Linked DNA regions of Mus musculus: all the other regions are linked to region 2. Evidence: chromatin loops called from intact Hi-C (ENCODE). Cell type or tissue: left cerebral cortex. All regions are shown on one strand.

Region 1 (5,000 bases), 81 kb after region 2:
CATGCCTGTACCAAAGGTAACATCTATCTCCCCATTTTCCTGCTGTGTTTTAACTCTAGTACCCTGAGCAACATCTATAAACAATTTAGGTCTTGGTTTCCTCAGCTACAAAACAGGATACAGAAAGACTTCCTCTTAAACGACAGAAAGGATATTTAATTCTTTGTCTCAGGAAAGAAAGGAAAAGGTGAGATTGCCAGGCTGGTTTGTCAGGCTGATAGGTGTCACTAATGTGCTGAGCTGCGTTTTGAGTACTATGCAGACAAGTGAGACACTGGAGCCTGAGATGACAGCACAGATAAGGCTCTGTTGACAGCAGGTGGAAACCATGTTGCCACATACACTGGGAGGAAGATGAGCCTCAGGGTAGTCAGAAGCCACTCACCTCCTCCAGGTGCTCTTTTCCCCACTGTTGAAGACAGGATGACTGCCTACCAAGAGCTGGGAATCGGGCCATGTTCCCTGGCTCACGTATCTTCTATCTTCCTGCATTAGTTACTTTGTTTTACTGTGGCAAACACATACAAGAAGCAACATAAAGGAGAGAGAGTTTGTTTTGACTTCCAGCTTTAGAGGACGTGACCCATGGTTGTTGGGCCCTGCATTTGCTCGGAGCATTAAGGTGGCAGGAATGTGTTGGGGGGGGGGGGTTATTGTTTGATTTCTGCCTCAAGAGAGAATGTTCTGAGAAAAAGTCTCTGTTGTGTACTAAATGGGACAGCTGTGTCCCCTACTCCAAAGCCACGGGAACATCACAGGAGAGAGATAGAAAGACTGTGGGTGGAAAAGAGTGAGAGGCAATGATGTGGAAAGCTGTCTGTTGGACTGGACTTGCCTACCTACTACACTCAAGACCTGACAGAAACTTTGATGACCTGAACAATATGGGGCCCATCAGCATGCCTTCCTAGGTAGAAGGCACCATAAGCCCCTGTCCCTTGGTGAAGTTATTTGCCCTTAATGACTAAGATGAGTCATTTTTATTCAGTAATGTGGGATGTAACTACTCTTAAATTATCCCTGCTCCAGGAAATAATCCCACATCCATGCTCACACAAGGAAATTTGACTTAGTCAATGGGTTAGAGAGATGGGGGTAATAGCAGAGAGACCTGTTTGGGAAAGGGGAGCTTGGACATGGTGGATGAAGACAAAATGGGGCAATAGGGGTGAATCTAACCGAAACCTAGTGAGTGTCCTTGAGTTACCTGTACCTCTGCAGGTAGCTCCAGTAAAGACACTGATCTGCCAAGCTACACTTATACAGAAATATTTTTCTTCTGTCACTGTTACTCTAGGTGTTCATCTCTCCCTAGCAAAAGTCACAGCACATCCAGTGGTTAGGCCAGAACCTTCAGGACCTGACTGTCTATGGGAGTATCATCACCACACACAGAGCTGTGGAATTTACTGGTATCCTAAGCACATCACAAGCCACTGAAGCTTTCAACCAGAGTTAACCATCACACTGCCCCTCGGCGTGAGCAAGTGAGCCCAAGAGGTTCCTACCCTGCCTCTTGTACTCGGTTTCCATTGCCCCTTCTTCCTACTGATTATACCACAGTATGTTTCTCTAGACCACACCAAGAGCATCCAGATAAGCCTTCCTGTTTCCACACTGCCTCTCCCAAAGAACTTCACACAGAGAACCCAGAAAGCTCCAGCCCTTTAGCATTGCTATGTTCCTTGTCTTTCCAGCACCCCAGTCTTCATTTCCACTCTGACCTCTGCTTTCTTCTGCCTTCCCGAAGTTTAAACTTAGCTACGCTGAATTATCCTTACTTCCTCTCTAGAACAAGCAAGCAAACTTTCTAACTTTTTCTCCACAAAGTAGATTACTCTGCATTTTTCCCTGTTTGCTTCTACCCATCCTTAGGTGTCAGTAGGTAGAAATCACCGTGTTTGAAAAGGACTCTCTCTATATTCCTATCCAGCCTAAAGACAAGGGGACCTGTGCCTTCTCAGAGCTCCCAAGTCCCGGTGCATTTACTTCAGTTAAAGTGTTCAGCATGCTACAAGGTCACTGATGTTCACTAAGCAAAGGGCAGGGACCAGGAAATGCTGACTGGCTCACTCATTCACATCGACCCATTTATTCCATAAGTGTTGAATGCCACAACCTGTAGATACATAGAATATAAAGGTAAGACAGAAAAGAGTTGCTAGGATATCTAATGGTAAATTTGAAAGGCGCTGTCCCATTGAGGTTTGTAGAAAGCTTGCAACCTGTCATGTCATGTTGTTCACATGCAAAAGTAGGAGCTCAGCAAATAGAAGCCACATATTCAGGTTCTCAGAACATGCCTACTCTAGAGCACAGACTTCTTGACTCCAGGCCCAGAGCTTTATCCACAGCTTCAGGCCCTTCCTTAGCTATCTCCAAAGACCAGTCCACAACCGGAGGAGGAGGAGGTGGCTGAGTTGACCCCATGTGATTGTTCTTCTGATTGTTCAAACATCAGCAGGCTCTGTGTTTCCACATCAGTGGCTGAATGAGAGACCCTGAGCAAATTGCTTATCCTTGCTGTGTCCAGTGTTTTCATCAGAGAGCAAGTCTCATGTGAAGATTAAAGAATGCCAAGTCCAGAAAAGCTATGGAGAGTGAAAAGGATTTCTTTTTTCGGAAACCTGTTTGGGCAGCTCACACTGCTTACAAGAGGGTTATGCAATACTCCCGTTATGCAAGCCCAAAGCCTGTGGGTGGTTCCCTGTCATCGTTGAAGAGGGGGTGTCACAAATAATGGTTAAGAGTCCAGACTTGGAGACCTATCAAAACATTCAAATCTTGCTTCTGCTTAGATACATAACTTCCTCATGCTACTTCACCTCCTACATAACAATCTCTTCACCACAAAATCTATATAATGGTGCTGGTATATAGGAGATTGCATGTGTAAAGCATTCCATGTCCAGTGTGATGCTGCATACCTATAATCCCAGCACTAGGTAGATGAATGCAGGAAGATCTTCAAAGGCCAGACTGAGCTACATAGACCCTGCTTCAAAATAAACAAATGAGAGTTTAGCATAACACTGCCTACTGTGAAACAATTCATCCTAACTGTCCATTCTAGAGCTCATTATTTGAACAATTACTTACCGCTTGCTTTCTAACAGAAGGGGTTCCAAGCACACAGAATACAGAGCAAGTTGCACAAGACAGACATGGCTTTACTTATTTTTTCCTGGGTATTTTATTTAATATTTATTAAGAACAATATCCATTTGTTGGATGCATATATCTGCATCTGACTCTTTCAGCTGCTTCTTGAGTCTTTCAGAGGGTAATCAAGCTAGGTCCCTTTTTGTGAGCACTCCATGGCCTCAGTTTTAGTGTCAGGCCTTGGGATCTCTCCTTGAGCTGGATCCCACTTTGGACCTGTTACTGGACCTTCTTTTCTTCAGGCTCCTCTCCATTTCCATCCCTGTAATTCTTTCAGACAGGAATACTTATGGGTCAGAGTTGTGACTGTGGGATGGCCCCCCTCTTACTCATTTTATGCCCTGTCTTCCTGCTGGAGATGGGCTCTACAAGCTCCCTCTGCCTACCATCAGGCATTGTATCTAAGGTCCCTCCTGCAGCTGACCCCTGTTGTTGAAGTAGGGAAGGCTGAAAGAGTCTGAGGAGAAATGCGACCGTGTAGGAGAACCAGCAGTCTTAATTAATGTGGACCACCAAGATCTTTCGAACACTGGACCACCAAACAGGCAGTGTACACCAGCTGATATGAGGACCCTAACACACATATAGTAGAGAAATGCCAGGTCTGTGTTCATAAGAGAAAATGCACCCAACCCTCATGAGACTGGAAGCTCCAGGGAGTTTAGAGGTCAGGTGGGGTGAGGGGTGAGGACATCCACTGGAGACAGGGGCTTGGGGAGGAGCTATGGGATGTGAAACAGTTGGAGGGTGGAGGAGGAGGGGGGATAAAATATGGAGTGTAAAAAAATAATTTTTTTTAAAATAGCAATATCCAAGAACATAATAAGAGATGTTCCTCACAAATTCATGATTTTTATTGGTTATTTTATTTATTTACATTTCAAATGTTATCCCCCTTCCCAGGTGCCCCTCCACAAGCCTCCTATCCCCACTGCCTCTATGAGAATGTTTGCCCACCCACCCAACCACTCCTGCCTCAGCAGCCTAGTGTTCCCCTACCTTGAGTCATCAAGCCTCCACAGAACCAAGGGGCTCCCTTCCAGTGATGCCAGATAAGGCAATCCTCTACTACATAACCAGCTGGAGCCATGGGTACCACCTGTGTACCCTTTGGTTGGTGGTTTAGTCCCTGGGAGCTTTGGGGGGTCTGGTTGGTTGATATTGTTATTCTTCCTATGAGGTTGCAAACCCTTTCCACTCCTACAGTTCTTGCCTTAACTTCTCCATTGAGGTCCCTGTGCTCAGTCCAATGTTTGGCTGTGAACATCTGCATCTGTATTGGTCCAGCTCTGGCAGAGCCTCTCGGGGGACAGCTATCAATAAGGGGCTCCTATCAATAAGCACTTCTTGGTATCAGCAATAGTGTCTGGGTTTGATGTCAGCAGATGGGATGGATCCATAGGTGGGGTTAGTCTATGGATGGCCTTTCCTTCAGTTTCTGCTCCTCTCTTTGTCCCTGCACTTTATTTTGACAGGAGGAATTCTGGATTAATATTTTGAGATGGGTGGGTGGCCCCATCCCTCAACTAGGGGCCATACTTATCCACTAGATATGGTCTCTACAGGTTCTGTCTCTCCTTTGCTGGGTGTTTTGGCTGAAGTCCTCCCTGTTGGGTCCTAGAAACCTCTTGGGTCCTTGGCATCTGGGAGTTTCCAGTGGCCATCCCCAGTTCCTCCAGTGGCCTCCCACTGATACATACTTACTTTCAAATTCCAGACTCTCTGTACTTATCCTCCATCTCCTCCCATATCTGAACTGCCCCCCCCCTTTTCCCTCCCCTTCCTCTCTCCATCCCAGATCCCTCTCTCCCTCTACTTCCCAGAGATTATTCTCTCCC
Region 2 (5,000 bases):
GGACTTTTAAACTAGGGTACACAGTATACCAAGAGGTATATGAATTATGGGAGGAAGCATCTTTTGATTTTGAGAGGGCAGCATTATTTCACACTAAAGCCAACTTGAATATATAATAGAGCAGAATACATAATGCACGTGTCTTTTTTAAGATTGAGTTTGCAACTTTAAAGATATTTCAAGTCAGAGAGTCACCACATTGGGCTGTGTCCTAGGTGGCTTTGTCAGGAAGAGAATTGGTTGTGTCTTTTGCCATAGTCCCCTGCAAAGTACTTAAGGAAGAATTTTTAGGATGTCTGCAGAAGACAAAACTCTGTAGGAATATGTATGGGCTCACACAAGGTTGACTCTATGCTGTTGAAGGAGTCTTTAAACATAGATTGTTAGCCTCCAGGTCATCCACATACATAGTAGTGAGGAGAATCAACCATGAGACAGAAACAGAGGGAGTGCACGGTGTTAAGTACTGAGAGGATGAGAAGGTGATTAAACCAGGGCCCAGAAAGGCATAAAATCCTTTAAGCCCCACAGGTCTTCACTCCAGAAAAATGCCAGTTCCTGAGCCAGCTGCATCTCCTCATAATGCAGTTACAACTTCTGTCAGGCACTCTCTCCCACCGACCCACAGCACCAGGCCAGGCAGCCATATTAAGACACAGTTGTGCTTTGTATAATAAAAGTGGGATCTGCACGCACCTTTTTATCAACAGCTTAGTGAGCACACACTGTTCATGGTTGGTTTGCTGTGAGCTAACCCCTCCCAGCCCAGATTCCCCTGGAGAAGTCCATAGTTGACAGTGGCAGAAATGAAGCAAACAGAATGTTTTACGGTGTACCTGGGCCAAGACACCAACAGAGCAAGAGAACCGTGCAAGGGAGGGAAGCAAGAGAGAGCCAGACTTAGAAGACAAGGCTAAACCCAAAAGGCAGACTGCTTTTGTCTCCACCTCACTAATATCTATAAAATGTGCTTTCTTGGCATGAGAATCAAGGCAGAGTTCCCAAGATGATTAGTCTGTTGTCTTTCCTGATTGTCAACACTGAATAAGGCACACTGTTAAGATCTGATTACTGTCTCCAAGTGTTGGCTTCTGTAAGTGACAGTCACCATGAGACATAATTCCAGGCTCACTTATATCTCATTTCCTGCCTCAGTTTCTGCACATGAAATTAGACTCTCCCAGTGAACTTGAACTCTGCCATGGCCACTTGCTTTCCTCCAGCCGGACTCTATGACTAAAGAAACAAAGTCTGTAACACAAACCCAGTGAGCCCTGTCCCGCACCTGATGCCTAGATTTTTTATTACAATGCACAACAGGCCTGTTTGTATTTGGATTCTCTGTACTCAACTGAAGACTGCAGTTGGCCTTTTAATACTCTTCATTCTAAGGACATTATTCTCTTCATAATAGCCACTGTGATGGTTAATATTAATTGTCAATCTGACAGCATCTAAAATTACATGGAAAAGAAGGCTTTCGGGGGTTTCTAGAACAGGCAAAATTTATTTGAGAAGAAACACCTTACATGGGCTGAGGTTCTGGGACTTAATGAAAAGGCGGAAAAACTAAGCTGAGAACCAGCATTTCTCTCTCCATGCTTTCTGACTATGAACGGGTTGTGTGTGTGTGTGTGTGTGTGTGTGTGTGTGTGTGTGTGTAGTGTGAGCAGCTGCTCCAGTCTTTGCTTCCCCGGCTTTCTCAATATGAGAGACTGTATTTCCCAGAATTGTAAACCAAAGTAAACTCCTCCTCCCTTGTGCTGTTTCTTGTTAGTTTCTTTTTAACATGTCAATATGAAAATTAACAAATACAACCACTATCAGCAGTATTCACCACCCACCACCACCACCACCGGCCACCCCACCCAGAACACTAGATGGGAGTCTGTAGCCCAAATCCTGGTGTTAGCTGCATCTGCACGAGCTTGGGAATGTCTTCAGCCTCTTAGAGGTTATCAGCTGCACCACCCGCAAAAGGGAACCACGTGCCTTTGAAGGGAGAGCAAAGCGGCTTGGGCAGACTGCCAAGTGGGTGGGTCCGCGTATAAGGGGTTCACTGCCTGCTTTACCTTTCCCAAGCCCATCCACTCCTTATGAGCTTGACCCCTAAACCATCCTAACCCAAGACAAATTTCCTGAAAAAGCCAGCCTCGGCTGGGAACCCCATCAGTCTTATGCTTTGGTGACCAGAGGCAAAGTTGTCTTTCATTTTTCTTCCAAATAAAACACTGCAGTGTGGATCCTAGCCCCGCATTTCTTGCTCCAGAGGCTCCGAGTCTCGCTCTTAACAGACTACCCATGGTATTCTGCCCTAGTCCTTCGAACACATCTATTTATAGCAGCCATCATTAGCTCTGCAGTCCAAGCGTGGGCTGTCTCACCTGTCCCTCCCCGTCTCCTCTTGCTGAAGTTTCCTTCAAGGGTTTCCAAAGAGTCCTTTGTAATAATAGTTAACATGTACAGGAAAGCCCCAAGGTCATGCTCCACTCTTGGCACCCTTCACTTTAGATTTGAGAAATCCCCTAAAACTCTCATTAACGCAGGCTGCCTCACACCTATGAAACTTTAAAAATATCTAGCTGATCAGCCACTTTGCACACCTCCGTGCAGGCAGAGTGTGTCTGCGCCCGCCGCCCCCATTCCTTTCCTTGGCATTACAATTGTGCAGATGAGAGCTGTCAAAAACCTGACTTCCTACAGTATTTAAAATATAAGGAAGAGAACTGCTCATCTGAAACCAGCTTTACCACTTAAAGAGAAACAGAAAGCCAGGAGGGAGAAGCAGAAAGCAGAGGGGGAGGGGAGGGAAGCAACAAGACGTCCCTGTTCAGAGCTGGTTTTACTAAGGCCCTGCAGCAACTTAGGGCTTGCTTTTATTTATTTATTTATTTATTTATTTATTTATTTATTTATTTATTTATTTATTTGTTGGTTTTGGTTTTTCAAGACAGGGTTTCTATGTGCAGCCTTGGCCAGGCTGCCCACGAACAGAGACCTGCTTGCCTTTGCCTCCCAAGGGCTGGGATTAAAGGCAAGCATTGCCATAGCCTGGCTAAAGGGATATTAACCACAAATTGAGTGTTATTTATAAGACACAGATCTCTGTCTCTGTCTCTCTCTCCCCCTCTCTAGCTGAGTTCCTAAACCACTCGCACCCCCCAAAATACATACACATTTATATGTCAGAAAGTAGATTCACAAAAAGCTGAAGTGCTAAGCTCAAACTATCAGTACAATTTTGTGGCTGTGGCAGCTTCTTTTACCATATTTACCCATCCCCTAAATCCATGTCTACACCAGAATGCACGGCACCTCCTGGGTGGTAAATTTCCCAGACAGATTCTGCACAGAACTACTTGTGTGGAACGACTCTGGGGATGGTTCTCTTGGCCATCTGTCGAGATAAAGCAATCCACAGTTCCACCATGACTGATGAATGCAAGCTTGGGAGCTTCTCACCATCTATGCTGGAATTATGTGGCACTATTTGTCAAACACACGGATTCCTGGATATTCCCTGTTGGTATTTCTGTGCTGCTGAGAGTCAATTAGCTCCTGTGGGCTAATGACTTTAAGACCATGTCGGCTGTTAGAAGGTGGGATCTAGTTCAAGGTCATGGGTCCTTGAAGGATGTGTATTCATCCCTGTCTCGTCCTCTCTAGGATAACTGGCTTCCATGAGGTGAGCAGTTTCTCAGCCCTCCATTCTCTGCACCATGAACTTTCCACATTTCTACAGACCCAGAAACTAGGGACCTCGGACTGAGGCCTTCAGAACCGTGAGCAGTTTCTCCTTCAATCTGATTCGTTCTTTCGTCTCATTGACTTAATACAATATAGTATGTTCCCTACCAAGTACTGACTCTGAACCTGTGCAGGTAATAGAGGGTACCTGTCGTGGTAGGTATGCAGCGGTGATTGTTACTCAACCCAGACATCTGAGATCCTCTGTGCGAGATCGAAGCCTTATTTTTACAGCTTTCCACATGGATGATCCCGTCACAGGGACCTGAGGGCTCCTTCTCAAATGGTTTGCCTAACAGAAGAGATATCAAGGCAAAGGGAGAGAAACCTGTCAGCCAGTGAGCAGGCAAATAGTCTGCTCCAAACATAGTGGATTGTGGAGATGAAGGTAAATTCATCTCAGAAGCGATCAAACTGTAAAACTCATACACTGTAAGAATGGGCAGTATCATTAGACACATAGAAACAATACGCCCCAAACAGACCTGCTGAGAGCTTTGAACAGCAACTCCCTAGAGCTGATTAGGACCTAGAAGACACTATAAAAATGTCACAAGCCAATGTTCCCACATTTCTTCATAATATAGCTTGTTGTAACTTAGTTCTTTAACATGTGCATTGTCTTTCTTTCTTTCTTTTTTTTTTTTTTTTTTTTTTTTTGGTTTTTTGAGACAGGGTTTCTCTGTGTAGTCCTGGAGTCCTGGCTGTCCTGGAACTCACTCTGTAGACCAGGCTGGCCTCGAACTCAGAAATCTGCCTGCCTCTGCCTCCCAAGTGCTGAGATTAAAGGTGTGCGTCACCACTGCCCGGCTTTGTCTTTCTCTTTAACCAGGACATTCAAATGGGGGGGGAGGGGGTCTTTCATAAATGTGCTAACTCACTTAAGCGCTTAGTGCAATCCAGTCTGCCATTTTGAATGAAAATAGCGAACAGACATTCAGGTCATTGAATGTTATTTGAACAGTTATGACTGACTCTTCAACTCTTAATAGTTTTACATGAGGTGTGAGCCCTTTGCAAACTATGTAGGAAGATCCACAGACACCTACAAGTCTAAGACTCTAGAATGTTTCACAATATGTGGCATTCATATACATATGTGCTTTTTCCTTGGGAAACAGACACACTGATTTAAAATGTATGTGTTCGTACATTGGATGTACATGCTTTTGTGTGTGTGTGCACATGATGGGGAGCGCAGAGCCATGTGCATGTGTATGCATTTGAGAAGTCCAGAAATTAGCATCAAACCT
Region 3 (5,000 bases), 1.4 Mb before region 2:
TGGAATTTCCCGTGTCCTCAGGGACTGATGAGACTGTAACTATGGCAACTCTTCCCCTTCGTCTCTTCATCTTCTTTGACCTCTTCATGGATGAGGTGGTAGGTTCTCATTTACAGTAACTATACATGTTGGGTTTTAGATTTGCGTTCTGCTTTTCCAGTGTGCAAGTTAGAGTTACCAGGAAATAGGCCATGACGGCCACTATCTGATGAAAACTCCTATCATTATAATCTAAATTGTTATGTTTCTCCATGAAAGGTAGAAAAGACCAGCAAGTGAGCTGGACACACTGTTCAGTAAGTGTCTTCCTATTAAAACTACATTTATATAATTATTGAAATATTTGTATATTTCTGAATGAACTGTCTGAATATTCTCGACTTTTATGGTGAGGACAGAATTCAATCAGCCCCCACACATACACTGCAATATACATTCAGATGGCGATTTAGGTTGGTTGGAACTTAGGGACTTTTATTATAACTTACAGAAAATTTCAAATCTTTGTAGTAATTTCAGAGTCAGAAAACCTCTGCTTTAACCCAACCTTGGTTAAAGTTCCTCACTGGTTGCCTTGACTGCCTTCCGGAAGATGCAGAGATGCAGGCAGCCATCACAGAAGTAGTGAGCAGATGAAGTGTATCATTGGCAAGTTTTACAGAGAAGGGGGTGCACATGTGTGCTTGTCTTCCATCTCCAGAAGATGTTCAGTAGGAAAACCAATTAAAATGACAAATTTCACTTATTTTCTTGGTTAAATATGCAAACAAACAAACACAAACAGAAAAAGAAACAAACACTGTGTAGGAGCAAGACCTGTCCTTTCTCTCCCCTCTCCATATTCAGGAAGTAAAGCCAATTTGCCACCAACACACCTTTGTCGAGTAAATGAAATGTTTGGTGTTCACGTGATTATGTTAATCACATAGATTATCTCTCTGTAATTCTGTCCTCGTGGCTGTGAGGCGAGTTAAGAGCACTGAGTGTCTGCCGCCTATAGCTATGGACAGACCAGCTTAGCACACTTTTGTTCTGAGCTAAGTTCCCGGGTGCAGTTCTGAAAGATGGCCACAAGAGGTGCCATTTCTGAGCAGGGCTCCACTGCTCTCTGTTTAGACCTCAGGCCAAAATGATTGAAAAGGGTGCTTCATTTCTAAGAAAGGGAAAGTCGGGAATTCGATGTCAATTAAACTGGAAATATTTTTCATGTCTGTGTTTCAATCTCTAAGCTTGCCAGTGGGAACACATGCATGGCAGAATTCCTGACCTCTACCCATGAGTGTGTCCCGTTGTCTTGAGACGCCAGATTGCAAGCATGAGAGTCTGTGTCCCATCCTGAGCAGCAATGTGAGAATGAAGCTGAGCCCTGGGAAACAGTTGTGAGAGAATCTGGGCTTTGTGGCAAGCTCTCCTAAGCAACTCAGGGAGGACAGGCCAAGTGAGAGACACTGGCTAAAAGACGTGAGTTGAAAAGCTAGAGAAAAGAGACAAAGAGACAGCTAGCAAGGACCTCTGGCCTCCTTGTGCATGTGCACATATGTACATGCATGTGTACACACACACACAAGATCACACAGACCTGGAGTTTTTAAAAAGCTACCAAGAAAATGCTTTTGTAAAGTAAAAGAAACAAAAGAGGCTGAGCTAAAGACAGTGCTGGGATTAATACTGTGAAGGCTTTAAGTGTCCTTTGTGACGTGATGATGCTGAGCACCAGGATAAACCTTCTATTAAGTTCATTTAAAGCATGATAATTAAGTTGCAGTTATGCAGAAATCTGTCATTAGAAAACTATTCTAAGGTGCTGAGGGGATATATAGCTATAACCTGTTGTAAACTGGGATAGCACAAGACCAGACCATTCACACACACACACACACACACACACACACACACACACACACACACACACACACACACACACACACACGTATGCATATGTACATACTTATATTGTGTCACTTATGGAAAAGATTTTACATATTGTGTCATGTGAGTTACTTTGAAGCTAATTCATGTTGTGGAGCTCAAATTAATGTACGTTAGGTAGTATTAGAGATATTTTACATTTACTTATACTCACATATACACACGTACAGAGAGCGGGGAGAGGGAGGGGAGGGGGAGGGGAGGGGGAGAGGGAGAGGAAGAGGGAAAGGGAGGGGGAGACATATATGTGAGATGATGCTGGTCATTATTATTTACAAGTCTGTGGTGGGCCCTTTAAATGTCTGATTTTTAATTTGTGCAGTGAAGAAGTAGTTGAATTTCCTTATGGCCTTATGTTTTAATGTTTTCATAGCTTTACTTTAGGTTCTGAATCTAAACACACCTGGGCATGTGCTTGCTAATTATCTTTAGCATAGAGCAGGTGAGCTGCTGGTGTCTTGGCTCAATCAGCCAGTAGGTGGCAGTGTGCAACCAAGAAATCATTGCCTGGCTGCAGACACTGTTTTAATTAGCTAAAAGGAAAACAGGTATGGCTTCACAGATCGTTTATTTATTTATTTATTTATTTATTTATTTATTTTAATTTGCCTAAGCAGCCACTGAGGGCAGATGGTTTCCCCTCTCTCCTCCCAGCTTAAGTATCAGAGGAGAAGGAATATCAAAAGGCAATCAATTGCTGGCCTGGGCCAACCCCCTGAACTTTAGTCCTGCAAACATCATCAGCCCTATGCCATCTTCGAAATTGCTGCAGTGGAAGGAAGCATGGAGCTATCAATTACTTCTGGGGCTGCAATGGCCTCTGTCCTTGAAAAGCAAGCCTGCTGACTCTGTGGATGAGATAAAGGGCTATTGTGGAGGCTGGAGGCGGGCTTCTCTATTGGGTCCTAGAAGTTGATTGAGGGCCCCAGAGAAAGAAATGGAAGACCAGCTTAAGTAGTACATGATAGCCAAACCCCCTGAAATGAATTACCATGAGACGTACAGCACAATAATTGCATCATGGAGGCCGCAGAAGCCTCTTGTGGAAGCAGAAGCCTTTCTAAAAGACCACCTCTCCTGGAGCTGTTCACTTTGTCTTTTGAGAGGGGAAGCTGAATGCAGGGGAGATGCGAGGCTGTCTGCATGTACTAAGCACACGTTAGATCAGTGTTGATGTTTTGGGTGTAGTCTCCAATTAATGAATGCAAAAGGGTAGTATCAATACCACTTGGACCAAGAAGAACTGTGAATGTCGGAAACAGTGTGTATTTAGGAGACTGGGAGTGGCTCAGTCTGTAAAGAACTTGCTTTGAAAGCACAAGGACCTACCTGAGCTTAATCCCCATCAATGCTGAGGCCACACCCAACCATGCTGAGGTCACACCCAACCATGCTGAGGCCACACCCAACCATGCTGAGGCCACACCCAACCATGCTGAGGTCACACCCAACCATGCTGAGGCCACACCCAACCATGCTGAGGTCACACCCAACCATGCTGAAGGCTACACCCAACCATGCTGAGGCTACACCCAACCATACTAAACTCACGCCCAACCATGCTGAGTGTGGTAGTGTACACTTGTAACTCCAGGGATCTCTGAGTCTCACTGGCCAGGCAATATATTCTACAAGATGAACTCTAGGCTAGTGACAGCCACTGCTCAAAGATGGCCCTGGGGATGACACCTGAGGTTGCCCTTTGACCTCCACAGGAATGCACAAACATGACAATGCATACAGAAACTTGAACACATGAAAGAGTGTCCTATCATCTGAAGTACCATGGATAAATCAGGGCATTATAGACCAGGAGATGTAAACCAGACACAAAACCCAAACACTGCTGGTTGGTGCCACGTATGGGTTGGATCAGAGCCCGAGTTCTACTGGGAAGTCATGGACAAGGATGGAAGGGATGAAAGAAAGTCCAAAGAGTATTTTGAGTAAGTGAACTAAAGGCATGAACTTTCTTTCTTTTTCTTCTTTCTTTTTAATTTTTTAAATCACTCTTACAGTAAATGAATCCCAGATATTTTCTCATGAAATAAAAGCCATCCTTGTTCATACCAGAACATGTCAAACATACTGAAACATAAGAGACCAATGTATGTATGTTGTCTCACTATTCAAGAGTCACTATTTTAAGGCAGACATAAGGACACAAGGCTCCTAACCGGAACACCTGGATAATTCACACAGAGAGATGGAAGTGCAAGGCCAACTTGGGCTACAAAGTGACTTCCAGGCCAGCTGTTGGCTTGGCTACTTTCTACTGCTTTAGCAAGGTAATGTATAAAATAAAACGTTTGATTTGAGGCTCACAGTTTTACAGGGCAGTAGAGTCCATGATCATCATGGTGAGTAGAATGTAAGCAAAAGGGCAGACACGGCACTGGAGCACCAGCTAAGAGCTTACATCTGATCCACAAGGCAGAGAGAGTGATAGCAAGAAAGTGAGAGAGTGAGAAAGCAAGCTCTAGTTAACTTGGTTGGGATTTTGAAATGTCAGGCTCCTGTCAGCAGGCTCTTGTTGGCATCGGCGTAGTGTCTGGGTTTGGTGGTTGTTTATGGGGTAGATCGCCAAGTGGAGCAGTCTCTGGATGGTCATTACTTCAGCTGTCTGCTGTGAGGCTGTGCCATTGCCTGGCAAATACAGAAGTGGATGCTCACAGTCATCCATTGGACGGAGCACAAGGTCCCCAGTGAAGGAGCCAGAGAAATACGCAGGGAGCTGAAGGGGACTGAAGCCCCATAGAAGGAACAACGATATGAACTAACCAGTACCCTAGGAGTTCCTTGGAATTATACCACCAATCAAAGAAAATACAAGGTGGAACTTGTGGCTCTAGCTATATTTGTAGCAGAGGATGGCCTAGTCACTCATCAATGGGAGGAGAGGCCCTAGGTCTGGTGAAGGCTCTATGCCCCAGTATAGGAGAATGCCAGGACCAGGAATGGGAGTGAGTGGGTTGGGGAGCAAGGGGAATGGGGAGGGGGAGGGATTTTCGGAGGGGAAACTGGGAAAGGGGATAACATTTGAAATGTAAATAAAGAAAAATATTTAATAA

What was found. Hi-C counts contacts between places; a loop is a spot of excess contacts. Peaks named below come from ENCODE experiments on the same cell type or tissue, not always from the same donor. Only the 100,000 strongest peaks of a DNase experiment are listed, where the experiment ranks them.
Region 1: a loop joins it to region 2, with 7 times the contacts of the local background. A loop is called at or near these places in 2 of 42 quality-filtered maps.
Region 3: a loop joins it to region 2, with 9 times the contacts of the local background. A loop is called at or near these places in 2 of 42 quality-filtered maps.

What each region holds. Positions count from the first base shown.
Region 1 is chr16:8,006,473-8,011,472 of GRCm38, forward strand. No RefSeq gene overlaps it. Among named protein-coding and RNA genes, the nearest start is that of Gm29854, 240 kb to the left of the region's middle. In left cerebral cortex, no CTCF peak of the experiment used is centred here; a DNase peak (open chromatin) is centred at 2,685; H3K27ac peaks cover 2,703 bases.
Region 2 is chr16:7,925,949-7,930,948 of GRCm38, forward strand. No RefSeq gene overlaps it. Among named protein-coding and RNA genes, the nearest start is that of Gm29854, 160 kb to the left of the region's middle. In left cerebral cortex, no CTCF peak of the experiment used is centred here; DNase peaks (open chromatin) are centred at 2,261, 2,647 and 3,345.
Region 3 is chr16:6,501,369-6,506,368 of GRCm38, forward strand. It overlaps a transcript of Rbfox1 not described here. Among named protein-coding and RNA genes, the nearest start is that of Gm36824, 400 kb to the left of the region's middle. In left cerebral cortex, CTCF peaks have their summits at 1,068 and 2,392 (motif pointing right); DNase peaks (open chromatin) are centred at 1,063 and 2,415.